4 separate regions of the Mus musculus genome follow, and regions 2, 3 and 4 are each linked to region 1. Evidence: chromatin loops called from intact Hi-C (ENCODE). Cell type or tissue: heart. All regions are shown on one strand.

What was found. A loop is a pair of places that touch in the nucleus more often than their neighbours do. Peaks named below come from ENCODE experiments on the same cell type or tissue, not always from the same donor. Only the 100,000 strongest peaks of a DNase experiment are listed, where the experiment ranks them.
Region 2: it touches region 1 in a loop (6-fold over the local background); 23 of 42 quality-filtered maps call a loop at or near these places.
Region 3: it touches region 1 in a loop (3-fold over the local background); 14 of 42 quality-filtered maps call a loop at or near these places.
Region 4: it touches region 1 in a loop (4-fold over the local background); 17 of 42 quality-filtered maps call a loop at or near these places.

Annotation. Positions count from the first base shown.
Region 1 is chr17:3,221,120-3,229,119 of GRCm38, forward strand. No RefSeq gene overlaps it. Among named protein-coding and RNA genes, the nearest start is that of Gm34035, 58 kb to the right of the region's middle. In heart, no CTCF peak of the experiment used is centred here; a DNase peak (open chromatin) is centred at 3,492.
Region 2 is chr17:3,080,913-3,088,912 of GRCm38, forward strand. It overlaps the pseudogene Pisd-ps2. Among named protein-coding and RNA genes, the nearest start is that of Gm25909, 27 kb to the left of the region's middle. In heart, CTCF peaks have their summits at 2,279, 2,601, 2,809 and 3,867 (motif pointing right); DNase peaks (open chromatin) are centred at 929, 1,629, 3,209, 3,769 and 2 weaker places; H3K4me3 peaks cover 1,923 bases; H3K27ac peaks cover 1,447 bases.
Region 3 is chr17:3,111,771-3,119,770 of GRCm38, forward strand. Scaf8 (SR-related CTD-associated factor 8) reads left to right here and starts at 3,202. Exons shown (of 20, transcript NM_134123.3): 1 at 3,202-3,648. The coding sequence starts at 3,619. It overlaps A230045G11Rik (a long non-coding RNA gene), which reads right to left and starts at 3,514. Exons shown (of 6, transcript XR_003952289.1): 1 at 2,817-3,514; 2 at 2,418-2,575; 3 at 1,518-1,577; 4 at 752-802. In heart, a CTCF peak has its summit at 3,115 (motif pointing right); DNase peaks (open chromatin) are centred at 3,241 and 3,911; H3K4me3 peaks cover 3,118 bases; H3K27ac peaks cover 2,252 bases.
Region 4 is chr17:3,095,525-3,103,524 of GRCm38, forward strand. It overlaps A230045G11Rik (a long non-coding RNA gene), which reads right to left. Exons shown (of 6, transcript XR_003952289.1): 5 at 3,744-3,875; 6 at 3,398-3,413. It also overlaps the pseudogene Gm41522, the pseudogene Gm5679 and the pseudogene Gm4829. Among named protein-coding and RNA genes, the nearest start is that of Scaf8, 15 kb to the right of the region's middle. In heart, a CTCF peak has its summit at 3,941; a DNase peak (open chromatin) is centred at 6,987; H3K4me3 peaks cover 819 bases; H3K27ac peaks cover 556 bases.

The DNA.
Region 1 (8,000 bases):
TAATATGTTGTAATTCCCTTTTGCCAGCAGTAGAATGGCAGACATACAGGGGTTTCCAAATTCAGGTGTTAACTCCAGCAGGTGTCTCCCCACCCCACCCCATCTTGTGATTTAGTCAGTATAACAGTAGTTTTTTTTTTTTTTTTTTCAGTTTTCTCGAAACATAACATTACTATTAAGATGGTAAGCTTTATGCAGGTGACCCTTAACCACAGTTTCACATGTATTCTTTGTATGAATATTCACATACCACTGCCCATGAGAGAGGAGAGGACAGCTTTTAGGAGTCAGTTGTCACCTTCTGCTTACAGCTTCAGGGACTGCATTCAGAGCATCAGGCTTCGTACCAGGTAGATGTTGTTGTTCACTGAGCCATCTCTCTGCCCCCCCCCCGCCCCCACCCAGCTTAGAAAAGTATCTTATATCATCTCATGGGGGTTGGGAATCATTACAGCCGTCAATGAAGACAGGCTGTCTGTATCTTCAGCTTGACTCTGGTTTTAAAGATAAACATGAATACAGCCGCTATCTAATGTTCCTGTCATGGACATAAACTGGAAAACTCATCTCAGGATGTTCATCTACTACAGGATGAAGCAGCCACTACTGTTGCTGTGGAGACTGTAGGGCCAACACTGGGCACCTGTGCTTGTACAAAATGCAGATTGCCTCTTGGAAGGGTTGATAAAGGGAGCCACTAAAAACCACCATCAAACTCTGGTAGCAGGAAGAGGTGATTCCTGTTTTAAAGACTTAGTGATCAATAGTGGAGTATGAAGACAGTTCCTGGTGTAGGTGTGATGTGTGGTGGTCACCCCAGTGTTTACATAATAAACTATCGCTATTTCTTGAGTTGGAATTTGCTGATAACGACAAAGCTTGTGAGAGCTGTCTGTCAGGCTGTTTCCCTGGAACACAGGCATTCTGCTTGCGAGTCTGGGTAGATTGAATGGAAAGACTAGGCAAGTTTGCCAGTGTTGTAGTCTTGAAGGACCTATAACGTTGGGAGCTTGGAGTGATTGGCGGGGGGTGGGGGTGGGGTGGAAGGGAGAGGGAGAGGGCGGATATAGGCTAGCAGAACCTATGGTTGAATGCGGGCAAGTGCTTCAATACTCTGAGGAGATAAAGATGTCATAGGCTGTGAGACAAGGAAATAATTTGGGCTGAGCTTTGTGGGGCCGAGAAAGGGTCAGAGTCATTCCAGATGGGAGCATCAGCTAGAGCCAAGGTACAGCATGAAAACCACCTCTTGTGGTTGAGCAAGATTTGAGCCCTAACTGCTGAGAGCAGGTGGCCTCATGTTAGGAGGTAGGGGTGCTGAGCAGGATGGGATGGAGTGGGGTGGTGGCTAGTGGCTGAACCTGGGCAGTCATCCTATAGAAAACAAATTAAGAATTTCAGTTGGAAGGTATCTCACAACTCCCATGATCAGAATTCCTGAGTGTGTGTGGAGAGTGTAAATAGTCTTAGAACTATTAGAATACCCAAATGAATTTGCTTAGCAATTCAGGCAAAGGGCTGGCTAGATGGCTCAGCCAGTCTTATGTGCCTACTACCAAGTCTGACAATTTGAGTTCCACCCTGGGGAAGGGAGACATGTCTCCCAAAGTTTGCCCTTTGACCTTTGTATACAGGCAGCCCAGCCCACTCGAGACACAAATGAGCTAAAAGTGTTGAGAGCTAGTGGAAGAATGTTGTGGCCTTAGCCAGCCAGCCAGCCGGCCCACATATATGCTCGGTTTTGAGAAATGAAGATCCTGAATTGTAACTTCCTGTGGAATTATCATCCTGAAAAAGATACTTAGATTTGGTTCCTACCAGCTTCTTTTTTCAGTTGGGGCATCTTGGTTCTCAAGTGGACACTGAAGAACTTTAGATGTGCTGGTATTTGAAGCGAATTTTGTCTTAATTTTTATTCAGCATGTGTGTGTATGCACATGCACAAGAAGTTGCATGGGCATGCCCCTCACACGCCTTTCCCCCTGCTTGAGGCAGGATCTATTCCTCCCATGTTGTACACATGTCCCCTTAGGGACTGAGATTACAGGATCTTGAACTGTGCATCTGGCTTTTATGTGGGTCCTAGGGATTTGAACTCACATCTTCTTGAAGCAAGCACATTTACAAAAACGACTGAGCCACTTTTTCCAGCCTTGAGTTTCTTACAATGAATGCAGTCAGTTCTTGTTGCATGGTAAACCACACAGCCTAGGCTCTTATCCCAAGAGTTGAAGACAGTGAGCAAACAGAGCATCCTGCAGTGTTAGCCATGTTCATTGGAAGAGCTGAGAGACTTCTATTTCCTTTTGCACTGCCCATTTCAAACTCCCTTGCAATAATTAGACACCTTCTGAGAGAGGATGGTGTAATGAGCATTGAATACATTGAATGTATTTTTAAGTCACTGCCAACTAGTCAGCTCTTTAAAGAAGGTCCAAGTGAGAATTCTAGTTCCACAAAAGTATCTAGGAACGTTAGGAGGAGTTCCGCAGTGTGCAGGCAGGGACGCTACTGGCTATAACTATTTCTTGACTCCGCCCTAGCTTCTTGGCCTTTGGTTGGTGTAAAATGTAAGTTCAGACTTTCCGTTTCCCTACTTATTTAAATGACAAATTAAGTAACAACCCTGAACTTACAGTCGTTTTAGTTGGGCTGGGCATGAATCCTAGAGACGGTAACTCAAGACTGAACTAAACAGTTGGTAGAGCCTGATACTGTCCATTCCTGGTTTCTTGGTAACATTGAAACTAAAGCGCCTCTTTGTAAGGTGTCCACATTATCATCATCTGTGAGGGGAAGCCTGCTGTCTGCAGAGAGAGAGACCCAGAGGCAGGAGGAAGTGGTCTACTCCTCTACATTCAGATAACTCTAAACCAGGACTTGTATTTGTTTGAAAGAGAACAGACTGGTTGGAAGTAGCTGTGTTGTCTGTCTCCTGGCTGAAAAAGCTCTCCTAGGAATTTGCCCTGGCTTCACCTTTGCTGATTTGATTTTTAATATAGATTGTTCTTTGCCTTTTTTTTTTTAAAGAAATTAAAAGGTGTTTGGTGGCTAATGGGGTTTCTGGACTCCCTCCTAAAGCACACAGGGTCTATATCAAACCATAGTGAAGGTGGGTTGCTGTTTTTCTTTACAGCTGAGCTGTGTGTTTTAATGAAAAATTAAGAGGTTTTATTGAATCCAATAAGGACAAGAATTAGCTTAAGCCCATGACACAAAATACTTGATTTAAGTTTCTAAATGAGAAAGAAGATTCTGAAATTCCTGCCATTAGAACAGTCCAGAAATAGCATTGCCCCCTGGGTGAAATAAATAAAAGTCAGTAGAAGCTGGAACACCATGGTGCAAGCTGTAACCTGGAATGCATGGGAGTGGGACCTGTTCTGTAGTTCAGGTTGGCCTCAAACTCAGAGACTGTCCCTAGTCTCTGCCTACTGAGTGCTGCACCACCACCACCTCCCAGCCCCAGCAGGAATGTTTGGCCACTAACAAGCACCAGCTCCAGGGCATCTGGTGCCCTCTTGTGGCCCATGTAGGCATTGCATGTTTTATGGAACAGGAAGCAATGTTCACAGTTATCATTTGGAGCGTACTATAGTTTTGTTGTCTTTCTGTTATGCCTTTTGAGAGTTTTGCTATGAACTTCTCTGGAGCTCCCTTACTGTCTGCCTGCCTCTCTGAGAGCTGGGGTTATTCCTGGCTGGGTAATTTTTACAGGTTTTTACTGTTTCCTTCCCCCACCTGTTGTCCAGTTCATCCCTGCATCCCTGGACAGAAGCCTCAGCCTCCTGAGCAGGTGGGACTCGTGGCATTGCCCCCACACCTGACTTAGCCCGCAGTGTTTCCATCCCTCCTCCTTTGCCGTCTCTAGCAGCTTTGCCACCAGCTCACTTGTGCAAGGTTTTGCTTCTGGTCTGTGCTCATGGGGCCCAAACACTCTATGATCATACTACTAGCTCCCTCAGAAGATGAGAAGGCCAAGTGTTTTAACCCTCACCCTCAAGTGAGTAGTCTTTACGTGGGCAGGAGACTCGACCTGGGGATAATTACAGCCACAAACCTTTCGAAGTATAAAATTGTTCTCGGTGTTAAACGTGGATTATTGAAGTCACTAGAGACTCCGTGTAAGGCGAGCTGCCTTTGTTAAATGTGAAGGTTTCTCCACTCCTGCCCCACTCTTCTTTCTTTGAAAAGACATAATCAGTCCAGGTGCCTCTCTCTTCCCTACTGTCTTCTGTTGGGTTCCAAATTAGTCCAACCCTGGTACTGTTTGGGTAGAATTTAAAAGTTACACGTGTCCTCTCTTATCTCGTTTCCAATTCTCTGTCTATCTTTGTCTCTCGCTCGCTCCCTCTCCCTCCCTCCTTCTCTCTCTCTCTCTCTCTCTCTCTCACTCTCTCTTTCTCTCTCTCTCTCTCTCTCTCTCTCACACACACACACACACACACACACACACACACACACACACACACGTCTTGACAGAGCAAAGCACGCAGCACTGCATTGCATAAGCACAGAGTGAGTGGGCTGAGCAGGTGCAAGGTAGAGCGCTCAGGTTTTCCGGTGCGTCTTCACCACTCCTAAATACCACTAAGGGACCTGGCTCCCTCACTCTTTCTTGGTTACTCCTGAGAATGTCTTCAGAAAAGCTGTTCCAAGGAAAATCTATTCCATTTTTAAGTTGTAGTATAATCCATTTATAGTGATAAGTTTCACAAAGACATTTTTTTTGTGTCACCTCCCATTAATCTCTCTTGTCTCCATGCCCGGGCCTTGTCTTCCTTCCCCACATAGTCGACTTCACTTTCCTATCTGAGAGGTAGGCTGGCAGATGACTGATAGGTAGGTTAGGGAGATGGTGGAATAAATGCATAAATGATAGATAGGTCAATAGATGATAGGTATAGATTGATGATGACTGGGTGGGTGGGTGGAGGGATAGATGGATGGATGCATGCATGAATGGGTGGGTGGGTATGTGGATGAATGATGATGGATGCATTGATGGGTGGGAGGATGGATGGATGCATGGATAGGTTGGTGGATGGATAAATGGGTAGATGGATAGTTAAATGGATGGATGGATGGGTGGATGGGTGGGTGGATGGATAGATAAATGGATGGATGGATGGGTTGATGCATGCATGGATAAGTGGATACATGGATATAGATGATATGTGATACTTATTTCATGGCTTATTCACTAAGCTTGATGAACATTGTTCTCCCTCCTCAGCCCCTCTGGGGTCCTCAGCTCCATCCTACTCTGGTTTGCTTTCTTGCTCCAGCTCCGTTCAGCTCCAGTGGAGCTTCATCCTGGATAGCATAGCTTCTGTCTGAGCACTTTTGAAAGAAAAAAGAAAAAAGTATTGTTTGAATCCTTATCATGGTTCAAATAGATATTCTGTACAGTTCTCAACCATAATGGTCTAGATTTCCTTCCTTTCTTTTTTCTTTGTCTTCTTCCACCTCACGAAGAATTCTATCCTAAGCACACACTTTGCTGCTTCTATAGCTGGGGGACCGGCACCAAATTTGTTCTTGTAGTATCTCATGCCAAGTAGTGTCTGTCACAGACAGGCTTTTCAATGTCTGCAACAGAGATTTCCACAGATAAAAGAGCTACCTGCCGGTAGTGGCACACACCTTTAATCCTATCACTTGGGAGGCAAAGGCAGGTGGATTGTTAAGTTCCAGGACAGCCAGGGCTACACAGAGAAACCCTGTCTTGAAAGACTAAAGGGAAAAAGAGGACTCATTTTTCCCAGCATGTGAGCATTTGGGATGATGCTTTGAAGCATAAGAAAATCTTTGAGAATTGTGAAAATCTCGAAAATCTTTTATAAAATTCTCCCTGCCCCTTTGCTTTCATGAAAGGTTTATTTTCTCTTAGGAACACTGGCATTTTACACGCCAGTCTTTCAGCTCTTCTTCCAAATCGGTCCTTGTTTTGACAAACAAATGTATTAGATTAATTTATTAAGCCAGAAAACACTCAAGGTTAGACACTTAGCCTGAAGATTTTGTCACGAGAGCCTCTCACACGATCTTGTAATACCTTTCTTTCCCTTTGGTCATTCAGAAAGAGGCACCCCACTGCACGCTCCCATGATACTTAAAATGTAGTGTATGCCTGCCTGGTGTACTTGCCATGAACACACATCTGGAGCCCACAGTAGGACATCAGGTGCCTTCCTCTGAGGCTGTCCACCTTTTTACTTTGAGACAGGTTGCTTTACCTTTTCAGCTACAGCGTCTAGCCAGCAAGTTCTCTAGACCCCCCTGTTTCCCTATACTCTGGAGTCACAGGCAAGTATAGCCCAGGATGTTTTTTGTTTTGGGGGGGTTTGTTTGTTTGTTTGTTTGTTTTTATGTAGTTGCTTAGGATTTGAACTCCCACCGTTATCCTTGCAGAGCAAGCTGTCTTGTCCACTGAGCTACCCCCATAGCCCTCAGAATGTGTTGTGCCATTTGTCTCACTAGATGCTCGTTGTATACCATGCAAGCAGTGCCATAAGCTCTGAGTTATTAGCCAGCCCGCCAGCCTCATGCTCGTTGCAGGGACTGCACACATCTCTCTGGATGCTCCCACCACACACCACGCATGCGGTCGCTTTGTGAAATCCCACTCCCTGGTTAGCCAAAATCCCACTGACCAGATGTCCTGGGGATTGTTTCAGTCCCTGCCTCTTTTTCTCTCAGGGTTTAGCCCGAGCTTTAAACAATGTTACCATATTCCTGGATGTCTTTTGTGGTGTGGCAAAGGTATCAGAATTTATGTGGGAGTTTTTCACTCAAAGCCCAGAACTTGTTCCAAAGGTTGGAGTTGACTTTGTTGAAAGTTGCTCTGCCGGTGTTGGATGTTGGCTTGAGTTGACTATGTGGAAAGTCACTGTGTATATATGGAGGGCACAGATCTGTGAGCTCAGAGTAGGGTCAGAGGCTGGGAGGCAGATCCCCTGCAGCAAGCCTTCCGCCTTCACCTCCCCAGAGCTGAGATTAGTGAGGTGAAGCCCTCTGTAATGGTTCTGGGACTCACCTCCAGGGTATCACACACGTTAAACCAGCCAAGTCCCTGTATGGCTGGTTTTGTGTCAACTTGACACAGCTGGAGTCATCACAGAGAAAGGAGCTGCAGTTGGGGCAATGCCTCCACGAGATCCAGCTGTGGGGCATTTTCTCAATTAGTGATCAAGGCAGAGGTCCCCTTGTGGGTGGTGCCATCTCTGGGCTGGTAGTCTTGGGTTCTATAAGAGAGCAGGCTGAGCAAGCCAGGGGAAGCAAGCCAGTAAAGAACATCTCTCCATGGCCTCTGCATCAGCTCCTGCTTCCTGACATGCTTGAGTTCCAGTCCTGACTTCCTTTGGTGATGAACAGCAGTGTGGAAGTGTAAGCTGAATAAACCCTTTCCTCCCCACCTTGCTTCTTGGTCATAATGTTTGTGCAGAAATAGAAACCCTGACTAAGACAGTCCCCATTCCCCCATTAACTGCTTTAGTTGTTGAGACATCTCCCCCGCTAATGGAGCATAGTCTTCATAGCACTAATCTGTGCAGCGGTTTCTTCAGCTGTGTTGCCACCCTGGACTCCCCGCCATCCAGTGCTGTAATCAGATCCACTGGCGTGACGGGCTCTTTCTGTTTCCCCTGACATTCGTTCTGTCCTGACTCAATCCTAGACGTGTCCTGAAGACACTGGTTAACTAATTGGAATTGTTTGTATTCCTGATAATGGCAGTTTTAATTCCTGATATGACCTAGAAGCATAATTTCCTGTCTTGCCCAGTGCTTCTCAATCCTCTTAACTCTATGACCCTTTACTGCAGTCCCTCATGCTGCAGTGACAGTAAGCCATACAATCATTCCATTGCTGTTTCATAACTGTAATTTTGCTACTGTTATGAGTCACTGTGTTTTCCAGTGGTCTTAAGTGGCCCTTGGGAAAGGGTCTCAGATCAGTAAAGGGCTGGAGACTCACAGGTTGAGAACCGCTGGTCTGAG
Region 2 (8,000 bases), 140 kb before region 1:
CACGGAAGGGCAGGAGGTAGTAGAGGATGGTCAGCAGCCAGGAGCGCAGTTTCAGAGCAGGTCTGGACATGCAGCTCAGCTGGCCTAGCCTCCGCCATAGGGCCAGCTGGAGAAAGTACAACCTGCAGGACACATGTCCACACGTGGCCTGGGTCAGTGCCTAAGTCTGGAGGAACCTGAGGAGCAACCCCTCAGCCAGTGCCGGTCCTGCTCCCTACCCCTACCCTGCCCCCTCACCCCCAGCAAGCTGCCTCTCTCTCCAATGGAACCAAAGAGTTCCAGCAGGCATTGCAGTGCCCATTCCATTCTAACCAACTCAAGTTGTGAGACAGGGGCCTGGTTGCCTGACTACTGGGCTTATTTTCCAGTGTCTCCCACCTGCCGGTGTGCTGAGTGGGCGGCAGCTCAGGAACAACTCCTAGGAACCTCTAAGTACAGCAGCAGCCTGAGCAAAGGCCTTGGAGCCCCTAATGGGAAGGAAGAGAATCCACTTTATACCCACAACCTCCCATGCTTAGGAGGGTTGGGACCCAAAGACAGTTCTGCCCTCACAGGTGCCAGAAAGACGAGACACAGTGCCATGAGCCTAGACAATTGGGTGACACCTGCCAAGTCTTTTGTTCCTCCATCGTGGCACCTGAGAAAACCTTCAATCTTTTGCTTCCTCTTCTGCTAAATGGTAGCAGTGGCTCCATCCACAGGCTCAGGAGGCTCTCCACCTAGCTCGAAAGCTGCCTCCCTGCTCTGCTACAACCACATGTATGACCCACTAGTTTTACAAGGTCATTGTCTTCTATTCAGCCAGCTTTCCAAAGGCACAGAGAGGCCTTTTCACTGTAAGCTCAGCTTCCTGAATGCAACTAAGTTGTCTGTCACACAGTGGGCATCATGAGACTCTACTGCAACCCACTCTAGGATGTTTGAAAAAGCACAGTTGATTAAACAAGCTAAGGCTGCCATCTGAGCCTTGCTCAAGAGAAGCTGAGTCCTGTGTCTCCTAGAAACTGAGCAAAGCAAAGAACAAAAGGGGATTGCAACAGAGAACTGGTGAGCGGCACAGGCTAAGACCACAGCACACCAACTGTCCTGCTCTCCTCCTTTCTCTTCCACAGGACCCCAGTATGTCTCTAAAAAACAAGAGGAGGTGGCAGGGACCAAGCAAAGACAAATCAGCATTCTCCTGTGGGCTGCCCTTCCCAAGTCACTGCAGAAGAGCGGATGCCAGTCCAGAAGAGCTTGGGGGAGGATCTGGTAGAGGAAGCAGGGGTCTAGGGAGGAAAAAGGGGGCCTCGGTGCCCTTGCCAAAGACCAAGACACAGGATAGAAGCCCACTGCTTCCCCTGCCTTACCCCATTCCCCCAGCCAGAGCCATGGGTACCTGAAGTGAGTCTCCTACTCGGGGCACAGAGGACTCCCTCTCCAGACCCCTTTAGCCACTCCCTCCCCCCTGAGGCCACTGGACTTGGTGTCTGACCCTCCTGAAATTATGCCGGGGTACATTGAGGGTTAGGTCTCATGGGCAGCATCTCACTATTTCGCTGCTGCTTGGAGCTCCGGTTCTGGATGCTTCTCTGACTGACACATCTTGGGTAGGCACAGGGAGGGTGTGGGCCTCCACGAGAGTGTGCTCCTGTGCTTGCTGGCTTGCTTGCTCACTTGCCTTTTTTTTTTTTTTCTCCTTACTCCCCTTCCCCCTCGCCAGAGAAACTTCAGTGTGGTCACTGCTCCAGTTGTTGGTGGCAATGCTTCTAGTTTCCGTTCACTCTTGGTGGCTCACAGGCACAGGTTAGAGGACCACAGCTATTACAAATAGACAGGCACCAAACACCTGTTTAGACCTCCTGTTCAGGTCACCTGCCAGGGTGTTGCCAGGGCAGAAGCCCTTGTACTTGGGCCAGCCCTATCACTCAGCTTTGGTCACCCTGAGGCAGGGGGATTCCCTTGAGTAAGGAAGAAGCTGAGGCAGGGGGATGACATGGTTATGTAGCCACAGCCTCAATCTGCCTGTCAATCACCGGCCCCGCCCACTCAGCTGTGCTCGCCAATCAGAAAAAAAAAAAAAAAAAAAAACAGCTGGGCGGTGGTGACCCACGCCTTTCATCCCAGCACTTGGGAGGCAGAGGCAGGCGGACATCTGAGTTTGAGGCCAGCCTGGTGTACACAGAGAAACCCAGTCTCGAAAAAACAAAACAAAACAAAAAGCGAGAGGGAGCATTGCAGTGATAACCTGTCGCCACCGGGTGCCGTGCGAGAGCAACCGTCTCAGGGTTTAGCCCAGAGAAACCAAGTCTTGAAAAATCAACAAACAGGCAGGCAGTGGTGGCGCACGCCTTTAATCCCAGCACTTGGGAGGCAGAAGCAGGCAGATTTCTGAGTTAAAGGCCAGCCTGGTCTACAGAGTGAGTGCCAGGACAGCCAGGGCTATACAGAAAAACCCTGTCTCGGAAAAAAAGAAAAACAAACAAACACACACACACACACACACAAAAAGGGGAGCTTTGCAGTGACAACCTGTCGCCACCGGGTGGTGCGCCAAAGCATCTGTCTCAGGGTTAAGCCCAGAGACACCAAGTCTGGGAAAAAACAAAATTAAATTCAATAAAGAAATAAATAGATAAATAAATAAATAAAATTTAAACATTCAAAAATTAAAATTAAAAAATAATTAGAAAAAATACCGTCTTGAAAAAAACCAAAAAAAAAAAAAATAAATTTTGGAACGTTGCAGTAACAACCTGTCACCACCGGGTGGCACGCCAGGGCAACCGTCTCAGGGTTAAGCCGGGAGACACCAAGTCTGGGAAAAACCAAAACTAACTTCAATAAAAAATGAATAGATAGATAGATGGATAGATAGATAGATAGATGAATATTAAACATTCAAAATTTATTAAAAATAAAAATAATTAGAAAAAATAACAACCCAGTCTCGGAAAAAAAGAACAAAAAAGAAAAAAATGGGGGGCGGGGCTCAGAGGAACCAAAGCCAGGACAGAACTACAACTCCCAGCATGCCTCGGGGCTGAGGCAGGGGCATGCCGGAGCCTACACTGACCTGAGATGGCCGGAGAGAGTCTTCCTGTCCACGACCAGTGACTGCCTGCTTCCAATCTGTGGTCCCCGGGCCAGCGGCGCTTGCGGCAGCAGCAGAGAGACTCTGGGGGGCTTGGCAGGAAGTCCCGCCCGCTCGGCCACAATTGACGGCAGCGGCTTCCAATCGAGAAGCTTCTCCACTCCCTGTTTCCAGGAGCAGGAAACAGTGCCAGAAGTCCCGCCTGCCCAGCCGTGACTGGCAGAGGCTTCCAATGGGAGGCTGTATTTCTTTCCCCTACCACCTCCGCCCGTAACTGACAGAGGCAGCGTCTGAGGCTTTTTTTTCCCCTCGATAAAGGAATGCAGAGGCTTTAGGTCCACGCTGCGCGGTGGGCGGGGGCCTCATCCGGAGGGGCGCTGCGGGCAGAAGACTGCAGCCGCCGCAGGCCCCGCCCATCACCCGTCGATGCTGTCAGCCCCAGGTTCCTGTCTCTGCTTTTCCCCCCGCTCCGTTCCCGCTCTCCCCCTACCTCACACACAGTGCATGCTCAGTCCCTGCCTCAGATCCGTGACTCGCGGTCACGCCCCTGCCTCAGCTTCCACGTGTCACGTATTATAATCTATAAAAATAGTCATAAAGTAAAACGCCCCCCGCTGCCCATCGCGGGCATGACCCCGCCTCATGCTCACTCAGGTGAGACCCCACTATGGTCTCCCGCGTCTCAGCTGACGCCGTCCCCGCCCAACCGTGGGGTCCCGGGAAAAGTCAGGGCGCGTACTGCCGCCGCCATGACACCCACAGGCCAGCAGAGGGCGCCCTCGGCTCCCCTCACAGACGGCCCTGAGCTGTCTGCCCGCTGTGTGTGCGGGTCCCACGGGTGGGGGGCTGCGACCCCCAGGGAAGAAGATGTCCACTCGCCGGGCCACCCGGGGTCCCCAGAGACTGAAACCGCCCCACCCCACCCCGCGGAGAGATCCGCATCTGCAGAGACTCGGGCGGGCGGGCGTGATTTTTATATAAAATAAAAAAAGTCTCGTGTGCTTATCGTGTGGGAGCTCACTCTGTAGCCCAGGCTGGCCTCGAACTCAGAGATCCACTGCCCCTGCCTTGTCCCAAGTGCTGCTGGGATGAAAGGTGTGTGCCACCCCTGACTGGCGACCCTAAAACTCTTAAACCTCAAAAATAAAACCCTAGACTCCTGGGTCTGGTAGATTATCCTGATGATGATGATGAAGATGACGATGAGGATGAAGACAAGGAAGACACACTACCAGTGTCAAAGAAAGCAAAATTTGACTCCTAATAATAGCAACTGCCTGTGATCAGTACCTGTTGACAAAACTAGTTCTTTACCCCTCCCCCGCCCTACAAAATCCACATCAAAGTGCAGTGGTCTCTTGTGCATGACTGACACTGATCAGCACCACATTGGACTTCTGCTCATCAAGTGTCAATTCAATGGAGCAGGAGGAGGGGCATGCGGGGCAGTTAAGGGGAAGACATATAAGCCTGTGAGCTCTCCAGGTTGGACCACACATTGCCCTTTTCTCAGGGAAGGAAATGGAAATAAAAAGCCAACAGGGCAGGGGTTTTGTCAGTGGAACTCTGGAATCAGTTGCTACAATCAGAATCTGCTTTCTTGGACCATGTTTGAGACTTAGAGGAATGGGTCTTTCTGCCATAGTTCCTCACTAGTAAAGAATGCCAGCAGTTTCTTTGTATAAAAATCATACATTCTGAACATTTTAGTCAAGCTACAAGTTTGGAAAAACTTTTGTGGGGGAGGGGCAAAATAAAGTATCCTCTTTTTTTTTTTTTTTTTTAATCTGTCCCCTTCAAACTGCAGATTTTTTTTTTTTCAAAGTGTGGATTTGTCCCTACTTGATTAAAGATTGAGTGGGGAAAAAGAATTAAGGCTGGGGTGACGTTCTGTGGTTGGGTGCCCACCTAGCATGGATGAGGCCTGGGTTTAAGACCCAGCACTGCAAAAGGAATAAATGAATGGATCTGCTCAAGCCTCAAAGGCATTACCTCAAAAATAGACTTACAGAGTTGGGAGTGGTGGCCCAAACCTACAATCCCAGCACTTGGGAGGCAGAGGCAGGGTAACTGTATTGTCAACATTTTGGTGATGTGGCTCTAAATATGCAGTTAATACCCATGTGTTCCTTCTTTTTCTCAAAAACCTGAAGCCTTACTGGTGCCTATGGAGGAAAACGCAAACTCCTTAACTTGGTGTTCAAAATCCCCCCTCCCTTTCTTCAGACTCTGCTTTTTGATCTTCAGTTCGTGTCATTCTTGTTGAATTCCATTCACCATACTTACAACTCAGATCTGCTGGTTTCCCTTCCTAATTAGAGGTAGCACATTGAACCTGTGTTCCTAGCTCCTGCCTCCATGCACACTTGGTCCCCACTCTGCCCATGAAGGATCATTCTAGTCACCCTTGCACAGTAACCTCCCTTTTTGTTTGCTTTTTTTTTTTTTTCTTTCAGTTGAGTTGGTCTTAGGTGCTTGTAACTAAAGAAAGACTCCAAATTCTCATAGACTGGGGATTCCTGTTATAGGAGATGGTTAGTAGAACTCAACATCCTAGTACCTCTTCTCTTGTCACCTTGTTTATAGCAGTCTTGTTTGCCACCTCCTTCCTTTGATTACACGAATATATATATATTAGAGAGAGGGGGAAGGATAAGGAAAGAAGTAAATATATGTAAGCAAGACCAGCTTTCCCCCCAAATTTCCAGAGTACACTTGTGTGGAATCAGTAATTCTGGCTCTGAGTTGCTGGTGTGTGTGTGTGTGTGTGTGTGTGTTCCTTCTGCTGGAAAAAGCTATTCCAGAACATGTTTTTGTTGAAGTCTTCATTTTCTGCTCCCCAGTACCTAGATTATGGGTCATAACCTAATAGATATTTAGTTCATAGCCTAAAAGATGTTGACTGACTGACAAAAAGGGCATCCAGAACGCAAAAGGCCTGAGCTTGATGTCTCATTGACTCACTAATTGACATGCTTGATAGGAGGAGAGAATTGGCTCCTACAAAATTTCCTCTGATCTACACACACACACACAAATAGAATTAAAAATTAATTAATTAATTAGGAAAAACTTGTTAGTAAAGTTGTTTAAGGCTGTTTGTCTAATGTTACTGGCCTTAATTATACATTGATAGTGACTTACTAATAATGTCCCTTATGAATGATAATTTAGAATTGAAATTTGATAATTATTTAAGCTTAGTCATACTATCAAGATTTTTGTGTCTTGTTTGTTTGGACCAAATGCCATAACAGTCTCTCTGTATGTGAAGCAGTGAGTTCCACTTCTCTTTTTCCTGACAACTGATTTTAGATCATTTAGTTTTCTAATGTGTCTTGGTCTCCTTTACCCAAAAATCATGGGAGGAATACTTCAAAAAATAAAAAAGAAGTTCATAATAAAGACCTGGCCACAATAGATGGCAGGTCCTTGTTCCAATTCTGAAAGTAATTTTAAGTTCATCAAGTGTATTGAGTGAATTTGGTCAATATCTACTTAAACATGCTCTTATTTTTAGACATTGGCCTCAATATTTTAGTTTTAAGCAATTTTCAAAATATAAATCTTAGCCGGGCGTGGTGGCCCACGCCTTTAATCCCAGCACTCGGGAGGCAGAGGCAGGCAGATTTCTGAGTTCGAGGCCAGCCTGGTCTACAAAAGTGAGCTCCAGGACAGCCAGGGCTATACAGAGAAACCCTGTCTTGAAAAAAAAACCAAAAAATAAATAAATAAATAAATCTTGAAGGGAGGACTTTTCTTCAAATTTATATTGATTTTTATGTTGATTCCAGAAGTAGAATAATGTGAAAAGAAATTGTATGACACTGGATACATAATTAAACAGCTTTTCAATAGGCAAAGCCAGGCTGGATGTGGTAGATCACACCTGGAGGTCAGTCAGCTTGATTATGCAACAAAAGTCTCTCAAAAAAGAGAAAAAATAAATAAATAAAAGGCAAAACCATATATATCCCACTGACATTCCTTTGGGTCTTACGATATAGCTCTAGCTGACTTGGAAATGGCTACACAGGCCAACCTAGCCTTGAACTCACACAGATCTCCTACCTTCTACCTCCTAAGTGCTAGGATTAAAGGTTACACAGCTCTTTAACATTGGCAAATTTGATAGCTCCTCCCCAATTCTTGTATTTCTATTTCTTTTTATGAGCTACCTACCCTCTAAACAAAGCTTTCCTAATCAGCTACTCTCTTACCAGGTTTTAAAATGTCCCTTAAAATGCTGCAGAACTTTAGCTACTATGTAGTAAATGGTACTTGAGCTCTCAGCACCTTCTTCAGGAGGTTCTGGACTGTGGAGTTAGAGGAAATACCATAATTTCATCTTGCTTGGAAGAATCTCCTTCATGAATCTTTGAAACTGCCTGAAGAAGAATATTAGCCAACAAAATGGATCAGTGGGGAAAGGGTGCTTGCTGCCAAGCCTGATTTAGGTCTCTGGGATCCACATAATAGAAGGAAACAACTCACAGCCATAACTTGTCCTATGACCTCCACTCACATAAGGGATTCCTATCTTCAATAGTAATCAGAACACAAAAGTGAACTGGTGAAATGTTTGATGAATACTATTGTTTACTTTATAGACATTAATGTAGAATGCCAAATTTTGTAATTTTCCTAGAAAATTTCCAGTTTATGGCTTTATGTGTGAATTTGGCAAGAACCAATCAAATGGCATTGTATTCTCTCTCTCTCTCTCTCTCTCTCTCTCTCTCTCTCTCTCTCTCTCCTTTTGTTTTCTTTGGTTTGGTTTTGAGAAAAGGTCTCACTATATATATCCATGGTGACTTCAAACTCACAGTCCTGCCTTAGCCTCTGAATGCCACACTCACAGACATGTGCTATTGTTCCTGGCTTAGTTACTCTCTTAATAAATTCCCAAGTACATATAATATACTTT
Region 3 (8,000 bases), 110 kb before region 1:
TGCCTTTTTTTTTTTTTTTAAATTTATTTTTATTAGGTACTTTCTTCATTTATATTTCCAATGCTATCCCAAAAGTCCCCTACACGCTCCCCCACCCACTCCCCCACCCTCCCACTCCCACTTCTTGGCCCTGGCGTTCCCCTGTACTGGGCATATAAAGTTTGCATGACCAATGGGCCTCTCTTTCCACTGATGACCGACTAGGCCATCTTCTGCTACATATGGAGCTAGAGACATGAGCTCTGGAGGTACTGGTTAGTTCATATTGTTGTTCCACCTATGGGGTTGCAGACCCCTTTAGCTCCTTGGGTACTTTCTCTAGCTTCTCCACTGGGGGCCCTGTGATCCATCCAATAGCTGACTGACTATGAGCATCCACTTCTGTGTTTGCTAGGCCCCAGCCTAGTCTCACAAGAGACAGCTATATCTGGGTCCTTTCAGCAAAATCTTGCTGGTATATGCAATGGTGTCAGCGTTTGGAGGCTGATTATGGGATGGATCCCTGGATATGGCAGTCTCTAGATGGTCCATCCTTTCGTTTCAGCTCCAAACTTTGTCTCTGTAACTCCTTCCATGGGTGTTTTATTCCCAATTCTAAGAAGGGGCAAAGTGTCCACACTTTGGTCTTCGTTCTTCTTGAGTTTCATGTGTTTTGCAAATTGTATCTTGTATCTTGGGTATTCTAAGCACTGGGCTAATATCCACTTATCAGTGAGTACATATTGTGCGAGTTCTTTTGTGATTGGGTTACCTCACTCAGGATGATGCCCTCCAGGTAGATGGTACCTTTTCAAAAGATTTCCTGCAACGAGACAAACACGACTGACGAATCCCTCCTCCCCGAAAAAAAAAAAAAAGTTTAATAAAATGATTCCCAAACTCATATGTTACCGCCTAGCCCAATTGACATCAGAGAGGCTTCCTCTGGCAGTTAATGTGAATGGATGCAGAGACCCACAACCAAAGGCAGAGCTTGGGGAACCCTAGGGAATAGGGGAAGAAGGATTGTAGGAGCCTGGGGTGAAGGACACCTGGGAAACATGGACCACAGAATCATCTAAGTAGGCCTCATAGGAGCTCACAGAGACTGAAGCAACAATCACAGCCTGCAGGGTCTGTACTAGGTTCTCTGCATACATGCTGTGGTTGTTTGTGGGATTTGAGGGAAAGGGAAACTAGAGAGAAACTGGGCTGAGCGTAGGGAGGGAATGCTGCAGTTGTGAACGTGTTGTATGAGAGAAGAATAAAAAATATAAAAATGAATAATTGTGTGATTTTGAACTGGGGGATATTAAAAATAATAAAAAAAGATTATGAACTCTAAAGGGTAGGGGGGACGGAGGATTTCCAAGTGGAGAGGGATGGATGGGCTGGTATGATATAGGAACAATGCTCATTATGACATTAACAAACTAAAATGGTAGAAGCAGCAGGAGACAAATTGTAGTTTTCAGAAGAAGTGTGGAGGAGGTGGGCTTTGCTTAGCTTACAGTAACAGTGAATGTTGTAAAACTAACCTGGCCTTTGAGCTCCTTGAATGAAATTCTGTGGGAAAGGTAGTGTCTCCAAGGGTTCTCCTGAAAGAGAGACATCTTTCATTTGCCACTGTATGAGTCCATGATCTATGCATATTTGGGCATTCATATGATTAAAATCACATACCACTCCACATGCACACTCCTGTACACATGGGCTTGTATGCATACAGACCCCTTTCTAGTTAGAAGACATATATGGTAAGAATAAAATAAATGGTATGATAAATTACCAGTGCCATGGCACTATAAAACTATATATTCTATACTTTAATTCTATTGGTAATAGGATAGGTTTACTTATGCCAGAACCATCTCTAACATGAGATACGCTGTGCACTGCTATGCTAAAATGTCTCTGACATCATATGATGGGACTTTTCAGTTTTATCATCTCTTATGGACAGAGAGCAGACAAATGCTCTCTGTTGTCAAGGGACAGTGTGGAAGACTGCCATGTGCAGAGAGGTAGCAGAGCCTTCACACCAATGCAAGATGGAAGGATGTATTTAAAGGGCAATGGAAAAGTATCACAGGGGGTTAAGCAAGGGATGTGTCTAAAATATATCATTTTGGCTACTGTCCAGAAAAATGCAAGCTACTCGGAGACAGCAGGATCGTCAGGGTTAGGCCTGTGAGTACTGGAAGAGGTGGAGATGATCTGCTTTAGAGATAGCAGGTGAAAAAAATGGAAGAGTCCCATTGTAATTTTTACCTTCGAAACGGCCAGCACCAGGAGCAAAGCTGTGAATGAAGCCGACTTAAAAGACTATTTCATAAGCCTCTTGACTTAGCTCTTAGGAAATACTAATCTAAAGCAGCCCATCCCCCCACCCCTTCCTTTTGCATGAATTTGGGAAGAGCGAAGGCAATTAGCAGTACCTGTGGGAACGTTCAGTGGGAACAATCGTTCCCCCGCCGGGTTTAACTTCAAGCAAGCACGAAGCATTTTCACCCGTACCACGTCTGGATCCTAAAACCCGCAATTATCCCTCTGCTCCGATAACCTGGGGCCAAATTCCTTCGGAATAACCCACCTCCTAAAAAACCAAAAACAACAACAAACAAACAACAACAACAAAACCAGGTTGCATATCCGCGTCCAAACGGGGGCGTTCCGGGTTCCTTCCCGCCTCCGGGGTGCCCAGGCCCGGCTCGCGCAGCTCGCATTTCCCGCACGGCGGCTGCACGCGACCCGAGCCACCTCGTGTGTGCAGCGTCTGTCCCCCGCCGCCAGGACGCCGGGGCACAATGGTGGCGATGAGTAATGTAAGTCAATACCCGCTAAAGTTCTCAAAGGCACTTCAATCCCTCCTCCACCGCAGGTGCCATCCCACCCGGAAGCGGCAACGAAGACACCGTAGTTTCCTCCATTCGGTCTCTTCCCCTGAACTTTGTTTTTGCTTGTTTCTAGAGCGGCGCTCATCCGCGGGATCGGCCACCCGAAGCCCCTCCGTCCAGCCGCAGCGCTCGCTCCCGCGGCCCGGGATGAGGACAGCCAAGGGCCTCGGGTCCCCCGCTCCCGCCGCAGCGACTCCAGACGCTCTGGCCCACGCCATCTCTATGGTCTGGCGCGGCCGCGGACCTCGCGCGGCCTGGTCGCCAGGGGGCGCGCTGGCTGGCGCCGCCGACTCCGAGTGCGCGGCTCGACCGCGTCCGCCATATTGGATGCCGCAGCCGCCGCGGTCAGCGCTTCCTCCTGTGTCTTCGCTGCGCGCTGCAGGTTCCCGCGGCCTAGGCGGCAGGGAGGTGACACAGGAGCCCGTGGGAGGAAGAGGAAGGAGGAGAAGGGGGTGGAGAGTGGAGGGGGCCGAAGCTTGAGTGTGGAGGCCGCTTCCGAGCGAGGCGGAGAAGCAGAGAAGGCGCCGCGCCAGCCCCTCCCCCGCCGCCGACCCGCCCCGGCGGCCTCCGTCCTGCTCACTGCGCCCGCCCCGCGGCCATGCTGGGGCCTCGCCGGCGCTGAGGAGCGTCGCCTGCTCGCAGTGCTCCGCGGCCTCCTGGGCCCGTCGCCCGCCTTTCCGCACGCATCGCACCCGGCCGCCGCCTCTTCCTCCGTCGGGCCCCGGGCCTCTGCGCAGACAACATGGAGGCCGTGAAGACCTTCAACAGCGAGGTTCGTACCGCAACCCGGCCTCCCCGCCAGGCTCGGCCCGGCCCGGCCCGGGGCTCGCGAGCCGAGCAAGGGCGCGGGCCGCAAGCAGCCTCCCCCGGGTGGGGCGACGGCGGCCGGGCGGCCGTGGGGGAGGGGAACGGCCCGCGCCCCTCCCGGGGCCGGGCAGGGCTGAGGGAAGGCAGGGGGAGGGCCGGTCCCCAAGGCGGCCGCGCCACGCTCCCGGGTGGGTTCCACCGAGGACTATCACCTCCCACCCCCCACCTCGCGCACGGCCCGTGGCCTGGCAGGGTCTGAACTGTTTGCAGGACATCACTCTGCAGGCCCTCCCCGGTGGTGACTGAGGAAGCTGACACACGGATGCGAGGCCCTGGAGAGGACCCACGGTGTGGTGATCCATGGTCACGTTACACGTAGTGTTTATTATTGAGGTTCTGTTGACTAGGTGACTTGGCAGCCAGGGACTTCGCTAATTGGATGGTTGGTAGCAGGCAAATTTATTCTGCGATCTCCCCCCCCTCCTTTTTTTTTTTTCTTTTTTAATTTCTGCTTGCCCTTCTGATCATCAGTTAGGGAGGAAAAGACACAAGTGCTCGGGAGAGTGTGTGCACTCAGAGGGGGTTAGAAGCTTGGAGAATCATTTGCCAGGGCCTCATTCACATGTCAGGCCAAGCAGATTTTTAATTTTCTTTTTTTAATGCAGGTGTCCAATTTTTACTCTTTGCTGGGTTTACTGATCTGATTGGAAGGCAGGCTTCGACAAAATAAATTCGATTTCTTCTTAAGGAATAATAGCAATTCGGACATTAAATGTAGCAAATTCCGGCTCAGCTCAGCATTATCTACTTGTACCTTTTAGAAACATAATTAAATGTATGCTAATTAGCATAGTTTTCAGAACTTTTGATTTGGGGATGTTAATGCTCAGTAATATGACATTTAATGTCTTAAGTACATGAGTTTTTAAAATAGCATCTGTGGCTGCCCAAATGGGACAGTGCTCTTAAATGCCTTTCTGCAATTTCATCGTAATTTTTGTTTGTTTGTTTATTTATGGTAGGTAGCCTTGGGAAAGGCTGCAAAAAGGGTTGTTGAAAGTTAGATCAAGTTCTTGAATATGCGTCTTACTTTAAGTAGTGGTGACCTTCCTGATACTGAGAGCAATACATTTGGAAATCTTGTGAATTTATAACTGATAATATGGGCAGTTATCCTCTTATGAAACTTAATTCTCTCTCCCAATGATATATATTTAGAATATGGAATAAAAGGAATTTAGTGATACTGTAAATAACTTTTTTTTTGGTTTTTTGACACAGGGTTTCTCTGTGTAGCCCTGGCTATCTTCGAACTCACTTTGTAGACCAGGCTGGTCTCGAACTCAGAAATCCGCCTGCCTCTGCCTCCCGAGTGCTGGGATTAAAGGCGTGCGCCACCACTGCCTGGTTCCTGTAAATAAGTTTTTAGTATGTTGTTAACTATATAAGAAAACAGCCAAGTTGCTTTTTAATTTGCTGCATACAGCACTAATAATGAAGTTCTTTAGTTACAAAAAAAAGGTCCCTTCTTATGTGGGCTTGGTGGTGAATGCCTTTGATGATGCTAGTACTCTGAGAGGCAGAGGAAGATGGGTCTCTCGGAGTTCACGGCCATATGTACATGTATATGAGTGTACATATAGAGTTCCAGGACAGCTAGGACTGTAATTTCTCTCTTAAAATAGCAACAACAGCAAAACCTCACTTATTTCCAAATTACCGAATTTAACCCTCTTCCACTGTTGTACTGGCTAGTTTTGTGTCACCTTGACATAGGCTGGAGTGACACAGAGAAAGGAGATTCAGTTGGGAAAGTGCCTCCATGAGATCCAGCTGTAAGGCATTTTCTCAATTAGTGATCAAGGGTTTCAGGCCCCTTGTGGGTGGTGCCATCTCTGGCTGGTAGTCTTGGGTTCTATAAGAGAGCAGGCTGAGCAAGCCAGGGGAAGCAAGCCAGTAAAGAACATCCCTCCATGGCCTCTGCATCAGCTCCTGCTTCCTGACCTGCTTGAGTTCCAGTCCTGACTTCCTTGGTGATGAACAGCAGTGTGGAAGTGTAAGCTGAATAAACCCTTTCCTCCCCAACTTGCTTCTTGGTCATGATGTTTGTGCAGGAATAGAAACCCTGACTAAAGCCAGGCGGTGGTGGCACACGCCTTTAGTCCTAGCACTCCGGACAGAGGCAGGCAGATTTCTGAGTTCAAGGCCAGCCTGGTCTACAACGTGAGTTCCAGGACAGCCAGGGCTATACAGAGAAACCTTGTCTTGAAAAGACCAAAAAGAAAAAAAAGAAACCCTGACTAAGATAACTGTGCTTAGTTTTCTTCTTTGTTTAGGAGATTCCTAATGTGTCTGTCCTCCTTTCCCTAAGAGGCTTTATCAGAGCTCCCACCATGATAGGTATAAACAAGTATTAGTGCTCTGAGAGCACACTAGAGCAGTGTGGAGAAGGAGCTGTGAGTGTGGGCTGTATTGGAAGGAGAAGGGCTGGTGGGCACACGGCTGGTGGGCTGTGCTGCCTCCTGGAGCTCTTGGCTGTGTTGCACTGTTTCTCTCTCTTCCTTTTTTCCCCTAAGGATTTCAGACTACTTAAGTGTTTTCCTTTCTATCTTGATAATGTTGTTATCAGTTTGAAGTGGGGTTAGCCTAAAAGTAGAGGATAGACTCAAGGTCAAGGAGACGTACCCTCAGACTGGAAGTTGGAAGTAGGCAAGGGTCCACTTCAGAGATAAATGTCCCTCTCAGTCCTCTTTATTTGGGAGAAGTCCTCACTTAGATTGCCTAGGCTGGTAACACGGGAGCTAACTCTGTAGTCCAGACAGGAGTTGTATTTGTTATGTGATACTCCTGCCTCAGCCTCTCTGGTAGCAGGATTATATAGGCTTGCACCAGGCTTGGTCCCTGTATACTTTTGTTTAAGAACAAAATGCATAGCCTTGTTAATTTAGAAGAGAAAGCCTGATTGACCGTTCTGCATACATGGCTGCTGTGGTGCATGCTTTGTTACTGCAGTTGAGCACTTGGAGCAGCTCATTCATTGCTTTCTATTAAGTCATGTTTGCAAAGTACAAAAAAGAAGGAGTCTGAATTACAGGCTTGGGAGGAAATCATGTTTTCAAGTGCTCATAGTGAATTTGGCTTTTAAGGCATCAACATTTAGCTCATGGTAATAATGACTATTATTAGTATTGTTGAGACAGGGTCTTACTGATGTCTCAGCATCCTGAGTGCTGGGATTACAGGTGTGTGGCACTACACTCCTGGCTAGCTCAAAAAAGTATCATTACTGTTTGGTAGCAAGATATTTTTAAACCTTCAAATGCTTAAAATATGAAAGTTGGATGTCTTGATACACACTTTGTAATTCCAGCACCTAAGAGGTTGAGACAGTAGGATTGCTCTGAATTTGAGGATGGTCTGGGCTACATACTTTTTTACACCAGATTAAGCCATATTGTACAATTGTGTCTGAAACAAAAAGCAAGACAAATAGATGTTTAAAATAAGAAGGGTTAGCAAAGGCTTGCTACGTCTCAGGCTTTATAATTATATTCCATATAATTATATAATTCTGTTTTACTTTCTATTCATCAAAAAAACATTTTCTTGGAAATAGCATGCTAGTGATTGTGAAACTAAGAATACAGCTTGATTTATTTATTTAAAATTAATCTGCAAAATGTGAATGAATTTCAGTCTGAGTTATCGCCTATCATCTTCCTCCTAATTTTTCAAAGGATTTCTCTGTCCTTCACCACTACATTAAAGATCATTATATCAGGAGATCCTTTGTTCAAGAATTTTGGAGTAAATTCCTCCTCATTACCCTTAGTTGAATGAGAGTTAATCCCATGGCCATTATTGCCAATTCTGATACAATGAGAGAAAGTTTGTCCTTACCTTGGAAGACTCATGAGAATCAGTGTGTGAGGGAGCAGCTAAATTAGATGGAATTAGTCATTATGAGGAACTCTACTTGCTACTGTTCCAACTAGTCAGTTCTTACAGAGACTTGGGAGTCCTTACCTAGTGAGAAGGACAGCTTAACTGGACGGACAACTGCATCGGGCTTGCCCTGAATGTTCTTGGGAGCATCTTCATGTGAATGGCTGTCTGCACTGTATTGAAGGCTACTAACTGAATGGAGGCTGTTCTTATAGGGGCCTCTTCTCTCATGCTTTGTTTTAGAAAAGGAAGGGAATGTCTTTATATGATAAATACCTTCTTTAGAAAATTTCAGTGCAATTGGGGAAGAAAATTTGAAACTCACTGTTTAAGGTGAAAAGTTTAAGAGTGGGTTAGCAGTGGTTATGTCTG
Region 4 (8,000 bases), 130 kb before region 1:
TTAACTGGCCTTTGGTAAGTATACTTCCATTTTGATCTCTCTTTAGCCAGTGTGTCAAGAGATGGTTTCCTGACTTCAGCCATCTCAGGAACAAAATCCACCTTGCTAGCAGAGACAAAATTGAGTTCATATTCCCAGGCCCTGAAATTCAACTCCTATCCTTGCTTCTTCAGATATTTCATGTTTGTCTGTTAACCAGTAAAGGATTCAAAGAGGGAAATTGCCATTATTCGGTTATCTAACTAGGCACATAAGTCATAAATGTGTTTGCTACCTGTATTAATTGATTACATGCAGCTTGCCCACTACTTTGGGTCGGAGTCCAGAAGGGGACCTTCTTGGCAAGTTTCATCTGCATAATACAAAACATATGGATACGTGAATGCTATTTTATCTAGATGCTTGACATCATGAGAACTTGGTTTAAGTCCTGGAGAACATTTTACTGTGACATGTAATGAATATGCTTATCTTTCAATTGCAAGGCCCTATAAACATCAGCAGGACAGGCAAACATGCAAACAGAGCAGATAAGCCAAACATATTCTTCAGGTTTCCATCCGTAGCATCTGTCTCCTTCCGAGTAGGCGCACTGTCACAACATTTGAACCATAGCAGATACACAGAAAGCACCAAGAGCGGTGGCTGCATGGTCCAGTGTTCCTGTGAAGGGAAAACCAACCTGCTCTAATGCTTTCCTTGAGGCTACCCTCTTGAGCAGCAATTGAAAACACATGGTGCTCCAAAGCACTTTTCTGTCAATTTCTCTTTATTACTTTAAACAATTCAGGCTAAAATGTCTAGCACATGAAGACACATAAACTATCAGTTCAAAGCCAAACAAACTCATTTAGTCCTATTTCATTTACATTCTTCTTGACAGTTAAGTATGTGCATGAAGCTGGGCATGGTAGTACATAGACACTGGGGCAATAGTGTTGAGAATTTCAGGCAGCATGGGCCACATAGCAAGACCTGCCTCAATAACCACAACTATGATAATATCATGTGTGTGTGTACTAGAAAGCCAAGCCAATGAATAATAGGATTCATAGAACTATAGAGTGTAAATTTCATTGGCTTTTCTTATCAACAGTAAGGGTGTCTAAAGGCAGAATTGATGTATGTCATGGAGACTTTTGATGTCCAAAATTCCCAGTCTTCCTGTCTCCATATCCCATGTGCTTGGATTTTAGATGTAATAGAGTATTCTCATACTTCTTGCAAACCTATCACAACATACAATGTGCAGTTAAACTTTTCTGAAACAATGACCTCTCTTTTAAACATAGTTTATGAGCAGTTCTCTTTGATGTTTTTTGGGGACAAGAGATCATTCTGTAGCCCAGGCTATCCTAGACCTGTCTGTGTTGCTCAGATGGTCTTGAACCATGACAGTCCTGCCTCAGCCTCCCAAGTGCTGAGATTATACCTTCCAATGGTTTATACAGCTACCTCATCACCCACAAGAGTTTAGCAGACTCAGGTTCACAGTAAGGCCACTGGTACAGGCGATTTTTGAAGGGGGAAAAGCAACATGCTTTGCCTATGGACAGACAGGCAGTGGGAAGACACACACAATGGGTGGAGACCTGTCTGGTAAAAGTCAGAATACATCCAAAGGGATCTACACAATGGTTTCTCGGGATGTCTTCCTTCTGAAGAATCAGTCTCCATACTGGAACTTAAACCTGGAAGTTTATGTGATGTTCTTCGTGATCTACAATGGGAAGGTGTTTGATCTGTTCAACAAAAAGGCCAAGTTACATGTGCTGGAGGACAGCAGGCAGCAGGTGCAGGATGTGAGACTGCAGGAGTATCTGGTTACCTGTGCTGATGATGTCCTCAAGATGATCAACATGGGCAGCGCCTGCAGGACTTCTGGACAAATATTTGACAACTCCAATTTCTCCTGCTCCCTCCAGATTCTTCTTTGAGCTTAAGGGAGATTACATGGCAAATTCTCTTTGGTGGATCTGGCAGGGAATGAACGAGGGGCTGACATGTCTAGTGCTGACCGGCAGACTCACGTGGAGAGTGCAGAAATTGACAAGTCTCTCCGGGCTCTGAAGGAATGTATCCAGGCTCTGGGACAGAACAAGGCTCATACACCGCTCTGTGAGAGCTGCTGAGGACTTTGTTCATTGAGGAGAACTCAACATGACCACCATGATCTCACCAGGCATAAGCTCCTATGAATACATGTTAAACATGCTGAGATACACAGACAGAGTCAAGGAGCTAAGCCCCCACAGTGGGCCCAGTGGAGAGCAGTCGGTTCAGATGGGAACAGAAGTGATGGAAGCCAGCTCTAATGGGACTTCTCTGGCTGGCAATGAAGAGGAGGAGCTATCTTCCCAGGTGTCCAGCTTTAATGATGCCATGACTCAGATCAGGGCCCTGGAAGAGCTCAGGGAGATCACACAGCAAGGACCAAGCTGGCTTGAGCTCTCTGAGGTGACGGATCAGCCAGACTGTGACTTGGAGACCTTTGTGAACAAGCCAGAATCTGCCCTGACACAGCAGGCTAAGCAGGCTGTAAGCACTTCTCAGGCCTCCGAGAAGTCATCATGGCCTGCGCCTAGTCATGCAACTGGAAGAATAGGCTAACAAATAAATAAACAGTAAGAAACGGCACCAAAGATGACTTCAAATAAAGATCTGTTTGATAACACGCTAGCCTCTTCCCCTCCCCCCAAAACTTTGGGCACCTACTGGCTTTGGTTAGGAACTGAGTTAGACAGATTGGGTAAATGTCAGGTTCGGGACATCATGCCCAGGAAAGCTGGGGAGAGACGATCTTCTTTTCCTTGGTTTGGGGCAGGAAGAAGGAGTTTTAATGACTGCATCCTCTTCTCCCCCCTGTTGAAGGGGACTGCCGTTTGGGTGGCTCCCCTGTAGAGCATCCAGCTGCTGGTAGAAACACTGTTAGGTGCAGGCTCTGGAAGAGAAGCTGTGCTTGTCTGCCTCCTGCTGCCTCTGGCCTGCAGTATCACCCTTGGTCTGAGCACTCTCATGGTTTTATACTTTCAGAAAAAGGTTTAAAGACCTCTTAGGGTTTTTTGTTTTTTGTTTTTAATTTTTTTTATTACGTATTTTCTTCAATTACATTTCCAATGCTATCCCAAAAGTTCCCCACACCCTCCCCCCCCCCACTCCCCTACCCACCCATTCCCATTTTTTGGCCCTGGCATTCCCCTGTACTGGGGCATATAACGTTTGCCTGACCAATGGGCCTCTCTTTCCAGTGATGGCCGACTAGGCCATCTTTTAATCCATATGCAGCTAGAGTCAAGAGCTCTGGGGTACTGGTTAGTTCATAATGTTGGGTTTTTTGGTTTGTTTTTTGTTTTTTGTTTTTTTGTTTTTGAAGCTTTTTATGTTCTTGCTTGTTATGTATTTATATGTTGTACCTAACAATAAAGAAAGAAGGAAAAAACATAGTTTACATTAGTTATGAATATCCCAAACACAAATACTTTAAACTTTATCAAGACAAGATTAAATTCATATTTTAACAAAATTAAATCTAAAATATTTTAAATGATATTTATCTACTTTATGAATATCTGTTATAATAAAACTGCACTAGTTAACATTTTAAATATCTTTTAATACATTAGTGTAACAGCAGCTATATTAGCAATAACATAGTGATCACATTTTATATGACATTTGAACTGTTCTTTTCTGTTCATGGCCCATTTAACAAACAAAACTTGAAATACAGTATGGATATTTACCATTGATATTGCAGCTCTCCCCAGAGAAATTGGAACTAACTTCTGGAAGGACCTTCACTTTTCTATGATGTGACTTTCACCCGTGTCAGAGATTTAGTCTTATTCTGTTCATTGATGACACTGTTCTTACTCCTATTAAGCAGATATTTTGAGATTAAGAAATTTTAGTAGCACTTAAAATGAAACACTAGAGGGCAGGTTGGGCACATAAGAATGACCTTATCTACTTTATACAAATGTAGATGGGTTTGTGGGGCTTTTTTTTTTTTCATTAATTTATTTATTCACTTTACATCCCAATATCAGCACCCCCCCCCCACCTCTCCTCCTAGTTGCTCTCTCACACACAGATCCTCCCCCAAGCCTCCTTTCCTTCTCATGGGAGGGGTGTTGTTTTGAGACAGTTTCACTAGGTAGGCTAATCTGGAACTCCCTATAAAGGCCAGGCTGGCTGCAAACTCATAAAGATTGGCTGGCCTCTACCTCTGGAATGCTGGGATTAAATGTACGTGCTAATCTTGACAGACAACAAATGTGGTTTTATTGTTTGTGATCTTTTTTGACCAGAATCTTTTTGAACTCGTATGTAGGCAAAGATGACGTAGAACTCTGATTCTCTTCCATTCCCCAGTCTTCATTTCAGAGACAGCCTGTAGGTTGTTCCCTTGGGTCATCAATTACAGTTGGATCTTAGCAGTTAAATTCTAGATCTTGAGGCAAATAGTAATAACAGTTAATAGGTTGGTTTTCCAAGAGAAAGACAACGAAAACAGAAAAGTTTTCCTGGCCTACACACCATTTTAGGAGAAAAGAATTAAGCTAGATGGTAATGTTTAGAAAACAGTAGTTTACATTAACATTTGCACCTCAGGCATCTGGAAATTTTTCTGGAAAAAGAATGGCAACCTGGTGCTTAAATTCCCATAGGACCAAATCAGTGGAGGATGTTGATTCATTGTGTTTGTTTGTTGTGGAGGATGTTGATTCATTGTGTTTGTTTGTTTGCTTGCTTGTTTGAGCTACCTAGTTCTTTCTACTCTGGGCTCTAGTTCTCAGCCCTCAGCAGTTAGAGATGTTCCATGCATCCCTTCTATCATTCAGATGGAAGACAAGATACCCTTGGTCTCTTTTCTGTCTCCAAACTGATCCTCTCATTCTTCTCTTTATCCTCTACCATGTCCTGCTCCAAAACTAATATAGTCCCTGAGGCTCTCTTTCTATCCCCTCACCACTGAGTCTTTCCATCTTCAAGTCTCTCTCTCAGATAGATAGATAGATAGATAGATAGATAGATAGATAGATAGATAGATAGATTTTTTTAAAGATTTATTTATTTTATGTATGTGAGGACACTGTTGCTGTCTTCAGACACACCAGAAGAGGGCATCGGATCCCATCATGGATGATTGTGAGCCACCATGTGGTTGCTGGGAATTGAACTCAGGACCTCTGGAAGAGCAGTCAGTGCTCTTAACAGCTGAGCCATCTCTCCAGCCCCGACCTAGAACTCTTTAGGACTCCTCCCTTCATCTTCCACGTGCTGGAGTGAGACAGTGGAGTTGTGGCAGTTCTGTTTGAGGTGGTCTGGGAACTGGAATCACCCTCAGTTGAAAGCCACCACATTGATGCTGGGAATTGAATCCCTGTCTTCTGAAAGGGTGGCTAGTGTTCTTCACACCTGAGCCATCTCTTGACCCAGGCACTGTGTTTTTTAAGGGTCTTAGGTTGTGGTGATAAGAAGGGTGTCATTTTACTCAGAAGTAAAGCACTTGTCCAAACTGGAAACTGGTAATCCAGAAAGCCAGTAGAGGACCTCCAATTGCCCTGCTGTGCCCATCCTGTTGCCTCTTTGCTTGCTGGATGCTGCGGTCACCGGGAACCCTGCACACCTCCCTGCTCCTCATTAGGGAGCCCATATAAAAAGTGCTGGTGGGAGCTGTGGGTCAGGAAGGTGGCTCAGTGGGCGATGCTACAGGTCCAGGCCAGATAAGCCGTCAGGCCCAAGTAACCTATGGGGAGCAGAGCCACAAGGTCAAAGTAGGCAGGGTGCGGGAGACTGGGCAGGTAGCTGATCACAAAGTACAGGTAGATGGCGCAGACCAGTGCCATGATGCAGGAAGTGATGGCTTTGCTCAACTGGCCGTTGGCAAACTCCTGCACGACAGCTGGCATGCTGGTGAAAGTCAAAATGGGCAGCACAGAGAAGGGCAGCAGTAGACTCTGCAGAACATTGAGTAGATCACTGAGGCCGGACAGGTCCTTCAGGTCTCGGAAGACAGCCAAAACAGTGGGCAGGATGTTGCAAGAGCGAGTGAGAAGGACCTGAGTGAAGCGGGACCACCGCAGCTTAAGGAAACCCTCCATCATGAACTGTCCTGCATAGGTGCTGGTCATAGTAGAACTCTGCCCCGCTGCCAGGAGACCTACTGCCAAGATGTTGAGGGCCTCAGGGCCAAAGAGCTCATTCATATTTTTAGAAATATGATTTTTAAAGTTTGTAACAGTATCGTTTATTCTCCTGTTGTAATTGTCATCTCTGAGGCTTCTTGCCTCTACCTTGCACTAACCTAGGCCTAAGTCCTGGAAGCCTCTAGCCTCTAAACAATCTTATTGAGGCCTAGAATGTTTTCAGCCTCTGAGGCTTCCTGCTGAATATGCTCACCTTTTTAAAATTTAGATATTTCTTTATTTACATTTCAAATGTTATCCCCTTTCCTAGTTTCCTCTCTGAAAATCCCCTATCCCCTCCCTCCTCCCCCTGCTCCCCAACCCACCCACTCCTGCTTCCTGGCCCTGGCATTCCCCTATTCTGGGGCATAGAACCTTCACAGGACCAAGGTCCTCTCCTCCCATTGATGACCGACTAGGCCATCTTCAGTTACATATGCAGCTGGAGCCATGAGTCCCACCATGTGTTTTCTTTGGTTGGTGGTTTAGTCTCAGGGAGCTCTGGAGACACTGGTTAGTTTTGGTCCTGTGTGAAGTTTGTACCCATAAACAAAGTTTAACAAGCTTGTGGTGGGCAGCATTCACAACTCTGAGCTGCCACACGCTGGCATATCTGGCTTCCCACTGCTGTCGTCCTTGGAAGAGCCAGGCTCTCCTAACCTCTGGCCTGAAGTCTAGCGATCCTAATTGTCATTTTTCTGAGACTCTGGGATCCAGACGCCTAGCTGAAGTTTGAAAGGAAGTACCAGCGTGAGGCCACGCCCCCAGAGAGCCGACCAATCATCACCAACCCACCTCCACCCTCCTCTCACAGAGCCTCTGAAAACACCAGGCCAGGTCCAGGACTCCAGGGGCTTGGCTCCCGGGTGTGTTCGCTTTGGCAAGCTGCAGGATCTACAGACTCTTGGTCCATAACCTGGGCTTTCCCACACTGCTAGGTGGCCATGGCTCTGACCCCATGCTAAGCTCGCGGGCATCAGGGTTCAAGAGAGTGAGGCGAACGGACTGTGAAATGAAGGTGGACATGAGGCAGAGCAGACGGCTCCCTGAGGAGCTAGCACTCGCCACCCACTTGGGAAGGGGAGTTCCTTTTTTCTTCACCTTAGTTTTACAGCTCAGGTTTCCCAGAAAGGGTAGAATGCAGAGGGCCAAGACCAAAGGGGTTTGGTTGAATCCCCACCAGGAAGCTGGAGAACTTGGTGCTGTGTCCATATGGGGCAAGTGATGGGGACCAGGAACTCCCAGACTGGGAATATGGGGTGGTGATCCTGCCTCTGCCACAGCTCACTGAGTGGGTAGCTTTTCTGCTACTCTTTGCTCATCAATGGAGTGAAAGTGTCACAGTCAGACATGAAACCAAGTGTCTAGCCAAGTGAGTCACTTGAGAGGGCACTCCTGTGAAATCCTACAAAGTAACATAAAGAGTTCTATCTATGACAGTCTTTTTTTTTTTTTTTATCCTGAATAAGTATCTTTTTAATTGGATATTTTTATTTACATTACAAGTGTAATGTAAATAAAGGAAAACACCCTCCCCCTATAACTTCCCCTCCCCCTGCTCAACAACCTACCACTCCAGCTTCCTGGTCCTAGCATTCCCCCACACTGAGGCATAGAGCCTTCAAAGGACAAAGGTCCTCTTCTCCCATTGATGTCAGACTAGGCGATCCTCTGCTGCATATGCCGCTGGAGCCAGGAGTCCCACCATGTGTGCTCTTTAGTTGGTGGTTTAGTCCCTGGGAGCTCTAGGAGTACTGGTTAGTTCATATTGTTGAACCTCCTATGGGGCTACAAACCCCTTTCACTCCT